Linked DNA regions of Homo sapiens: region 1 is linked to region 2. The links are chromatin loops, found by intact Hi-C in ENCODE. Cell type or tissue: mammary epithelial cell. All regions are shown on one strand.

Region 1 (2,500 bases), 66 kb before region 2:
AGCCTTCAAGATGGCACCAGGCTGGCACCACCACCCGGGCCTGCCTGGCTGCCAGCGGGCCACACATTCCCCTGGTCACACGGAAACAGCCCAAGGCCTGTTCCTCCGACACAGGGGTGAGAGGTGGGAGGAGTCCAGGAATGGGGTGGGTGTGGCCAGTCCAGAGGAGAACTGGTGACTGGGGAGGGGTGGCAGGGGGCAGTGTGCCTACTGACCATGTGGTCCCAAAGCAGCTTTTCTCTTCTCTGTACTGACCATTATGGAGGTGACTCTGACACATTCCTGGGCATAGCTTGGCCCTCAGAGATATCTGGTGACCAATGGGCATCAGGAGTGGGCAGCACCTGGGCACAAGGTACCCCATGAATGCCCACCTCCCTGGCAGTGCACGCCTCTGTGCTGAAGCCAGACTTAGGGCCTGCTGGGAGCTGTTACCCAAGGACAGCCAGATATGGGGGCTAAGGATTGTGGCAGGGGGTCACAGGTCAGGAGGGGGATGGATTCAGGTTCTGGGTTTCAACACAGAGTGAGCCAAAGACCAGGTGAACAGGCTCAGTACACCCAGCTGACAGGCACCCACTGGGGCTCTGTCCGTAGCTTCTCCATGGCTGTCTGGAGCTCGCGGAAGGTCCTCTCCAGGTTGCTATTGACCAGGCAGAGGTCAAAGTAGTGCCCGTAGCCCCGCTGGATGCGGCTGCTCTCCTCCACTGTCCGTCTCAGGTCCGCCTCCTGCCCAGGCACAAGGGGACCTCCCTACAGTCAGTGCCCACAACTCACCCCCACTGTCAGAAGGAGCTACAGCTGCCCCCACTCCCCCTCCCCAAAGCCCAACCCTGGTGTGGACTCCCTGGCTAGGGAGGCAGGGGCCCCTCTCTGCGTGCCTCAAAGTGGCTCACCATCAACCACAGATGGTGAGTGAAAGGGAGGAAATAAGCTTTAATAACTGCCAATCACACCCCTAAATGCTTTGCATGCCACATAATCTTCACTACAGCTCTGCAAGATAGGATTAATTCTTTCCCATTTATAGCAGAGAAAATGAAGGTATAAAAAGGTCACATAGCCAGTCAGTGGCTAAACAGGGTCTGCCTGACTCTCAAGCCAGTGCTCCCTCAAGTCTGACTAGGCTGCCTTACCTATGCAGCTAGACAGGCTGGTACCAGGGCAATCCACAAGTACCCAGGGCAACCCCACCCTCGACCCAGTGGAAGCTGGATGGGCAGGGGTGAGGAAGGGTACTTGACAACTGACTTAAATAAGCTGAAGCTAGCTGCATCCCAACAGCTCCAGTTGGCCACACCTGTTGCCAAGGAGGAGGTGCCCAGAATGGGGATCAGGCAAAGGTCCAGAGCTCCTTAAGGGGGTCATTGGCAGAAGGGTGCCAGCCTAGACAGCCTCTCCTGGGCCCCAGGCACGCTCTGACCTGGGGCCGGAATGCTGCAGCACCAGGCATGGCCAGCAGAGGGACCCCTGCGCTCAGAGCGCCGCAAACCCTCCACCTCCTGGGAAGGCGCAGCAAGACATAGGAAGGAGGATGGGGCTGGAGTTCTGCAATGAGGCCTTGAAGCCTCTCCTCCAGGCGCTGCCTGCTCCCTGACGCTGACTCAGCCCTCCAGCCAGCCTTCCCGCCTCTGGCTTTCTCCTACCCTTCAGCTTTCCCCCAGCTGTAAGCAACCCAAGCTCACCTGGCCCACCTCCAGCCCACCTCTCCCAGTTGCCCTCGGGAACTCTCTCTGGCCAGCACTCTGTCTCTGCAGAGTGGGCTGAGCCGGGGGCCTTGAGTCAGAAGCACATGTATCCCAGGCTAGGTGTGTGCCTGGCTCACTCTGAGACTTTGGACTTCCTCTCTCAGACCTCCCCTTCCACATCTATGCAGGGGGGACCACGTCCTGCCTCACTGATAACTGGAGCAGGCCCCTGTCCCTCCCCAACACCACCTCCTTCTCTCTGTCAGCTCAGGCCTGTCCCCCACCACCCTAGGCAGCTATCAGACCCCTCCCCCACACCTCAGAGCCCTCACCGTGAGCTGCTTGGTGGATATTCCACTCTCCAGCGCAGCCCTGTTCATGGCCCGCAGGGTCTCGAAGTCTGGGGCCTCGATGAACACCACGTAAGGGACAAACTCGGCCGTTCGTAGCACCTTCACCGCCTGCAGAAGGAGAAGGCAAGGTAGGGAGTATATCCCCATGTCTGTCCTAGGAACCAGAGAAAGGCTGTGAGGGTAACTGGGGTTGGGGTGAGCACTTGGGAGTGGATGAGAAAAGGGTGCCCGGGGGTCTGGGACATGAGTCCTGGGACAAATGACAAACAGCTGGCAGGTGGCTGGGGTGACTGGAGGAGACTAGAGGAGGAGTGGGGACTCTGGAAGGCTGAGAAAGGTTCCAGGTGGGCTGGGTTTCTAGCAGTAGTTGAGGGCAAAGGGGGTACATGGGCGTGTTCAGGTGACAGGTGTCTGGAACTATATGGGGGAGCAATGAGGCAGCAGAGAGGACATTGGGCA
Region 2 (2,500 bases):
CCCCATCTCAGAGCCCCCATTCCAGGGAAGTGCTAAAAACCAGCTTCATTTGTAAAGCCTCACATTTTCCAAAGTGCTGCCAGCTCAGTCACCTCACTAAATCCCCACAACAACCCATTTTACAGATTCAGGATCTGAAATCTGCTCAGAGATGTCAAATCACTGGCCCCAAACCCCACAGCCAGTCAGACCCCAAAATTTAACTCCAAACCTGGACTGTTTTTTTTCCTAAGTGGGGCCGTCAAAGTATTGTTATAATTTCCCACTTTTTGGCTGAGAAACCTGAGGCTCACAGAGGTAAAGACGCTTGCTCAAGATCTCATAGCTACCGAGGTTCCGAATTCTGGCTTAGATTCTCAACCCCACTAATCCATCCCCACCAGAAGCCCCTGAGTCTCCCCTGCCCAGCGTCTCTTCCCAACCCCCAGTCTCCCTCCCCTGCTTAGGCCAAGGAGTGGTAACTGGCTGTGTCTGAATGACACGGTGACACCAAGTACGGAGCTAAGGACTTATGACTGCTGACGTTCTGCTGTCCCAGATCAGTATACCAAGAAGTTGGGAGATGGGGGGGACTGTTGGGGAAGAGGGGACTGGAGGTGAAACTCCAGGGATCTGGCAGGGTGGGCTTAGAGTCAGACAGACCTGGGTCCAAATCCTGGCTCTGCATTGGCTGGCTCTGTGAGCCTGGGAAAGTAATTTCTTTAGCCTCTCTGAGCTTCACTTTTCCTCTCAGTAAAATAGGCTCATCACACCCATCTGAAGATAGGGAGAATAAAGGAAGGCTCAGCAAACATCAGTGTTCTGCCTTGACCCTCTCAATTTTGATTTTGGTTAACAAGAAGAGCAATAATGCTTCACCAGACAACTTACATTCCACAAAGCAAATACGAAAGTCATTCTGTCTCAGCAAGCCCGGGCCTTTCTCTGGACTGAGGTTTTCCACTTGCAAAACAAGGGTGTGAATTGGTGGCTGGTCTCAGCCTGGCCTTGGGTTTGGCGGGTAGAGGTTGCAGCTCGCCGCCAGAGGGCGCCAGGCTCCAACCCTAGTTAAAAGGATCTGAGCTCCCACAGGACCATGGCCTTGGAGGGACCTGTTCTGGCTGCTACTCATGTGGGGACCCAGCCCCACCCAACAGACAATGGATCTAGGGATTGACTCAGATGCCAGGGCCACTTACAGTTCTATCCTGTCGCAGAGGTAAACCTAAGTGCCTAAGAAATAACAGGCACTCCACAAATGTCAACCAAACCGTAGCTTTCATTTTTCTCCTTTGCAAACAACAGATTCCTCTTCTGGGTCCTCTCAGGGATGTGGTGACAATCCAGGAGGAAGTGGTAGTAGATGTGCTTTCTACACTGCATGGCCATGTGTATTAGTTCCTTCTCATACTGCTTTGAAAAGAACTGCCCGAGGCCAGGCGCAGTGGCTCACGCCTGTAATCCCAGCACTTTGGGAGGCTGAGGCAGGCGGATCACCTGAGGTCAGGAGTTCAAGACCAGCCTGGCCAACATGGTGAAACCCCATCACTACTAAAAATACAAAAATTAGCCGGGCGTGGTAGCGCATGCCTGTAATCCCAGCTACTTGGGAGGCTGAGGCAGGAGAATCACTTGAACCAGGGAGGCAGAGGTTGCAGTGAACCGAGATCGTGCCGCTACACTCCAGCCTGGGCTGTAACAGAGTGAGACACCATCTCAAAAAACACACAAAAAACAAAAAGAACTACCTGAAATTGGGTCATTTATAAAGGAAAGAGGTTTAATTGACTCACAGTTCAGCATGGCTGGGGAGGCCTCAGGAAACTTAAAATCATGGTGGAAGGCGTAGGGGAAACAAGGCACCTTTCTCACAAGGCGGCAGGAAGGAGAAGTGCTGATCAAAGGGGAGAAGAGCAACTTATAAAATCATCAGCTCTCGTGATGACTCACTCACTATCACGAGAACAGCATGGGGAAAACTGCCCCCATGATTCAATGACCTCCACCTGGTCTCTCCCTTCGCATGAGGACTACGGGGATTACAATTCAAGATGAGATTTGGTGGGGATGCAAAGCCTAACTACATCACTATGTCTAGAACACAGCAATGGTTCTCACTCATCTTGATGTGTTCCTGTCAGAGGCGTTTGAACCACAGCGACTCCATCTTGAACAAGGGCTGGGTAAAATGAGGCTGCAACCTGCTGGGCTGCATTCCCAGGAGGTTAGACATTTTTAGTCACAGGACAAGATAGGAGGCCGGCACAAGATACGGGTCACAAGACCCTGCTGATAGAATGAGATAAAGAAGCTGGTAAGAACACGCAAAAACCAAGAGGGTGATGAGCATGACCGCTGATTGCCCTCACTGATTTTTCTTTTTTTCTTTTTCAGCAGAGATGAGGTTTCACCATGTTGGCAAGGCTGGTCTCAAACTCCTGACCTCAAATGATCTGCCCCCATCGGCTTCCCAAAGTGCTGGGATTACAGGCATGAGTCACCGTGCCTGGCCTCGCTGATC

What was found. Hi-C counts contacts between places; a loop is a spot of excess contacts. Peaks named below come from ENCODE experiments on the same cell type or tissue, not always from the same donor. Only the 100,000 strongest peaks of a DNase experiment are listed, where the experiment ranks them.
Region 1: a loop joins it to region 2, with 6 times the contacts of the local background. A loop is called at or near these places in 10 of 110 quality-filtered maps.

Annotation. Positions count from the first base shown.
Region 1 is chr17:43,877,255-43,879,754 of GRCh38, forward strand. It overlaps MPP2 (MAGUK p55 scaffold protein 2), which reads right to left. Exons shown (of 13, transcript NM_005374.5): 12 at 2,021-2,149; 13 at 1-729. The coding sequence ends at 553. Among named protein-coding and RNA genes, the nearest start is that of MPP2, 29 kb to the right of the region's middle. RefSeq lists an enhancer at 1,327-1,621. In mammary epithelial cell, a CTCF peak has its summit at 1,459 (motif pointing right); a DNase peak (open chromatin) is centred at 1,537.
Region 2 is chr17:43,943,141-43,945,640 of GRCh38, forward strand. It overlaps a transcript of PPY not described here. Among named protein-coding and RNA genes, the nearest start is that of PPY, 1.9 kb to the left of the region's middle. In mammary epithelial cell, a CTCF peak has its summit at 1,012 (motif pointing right); a DNase peak (open chromatin) is centred at 991.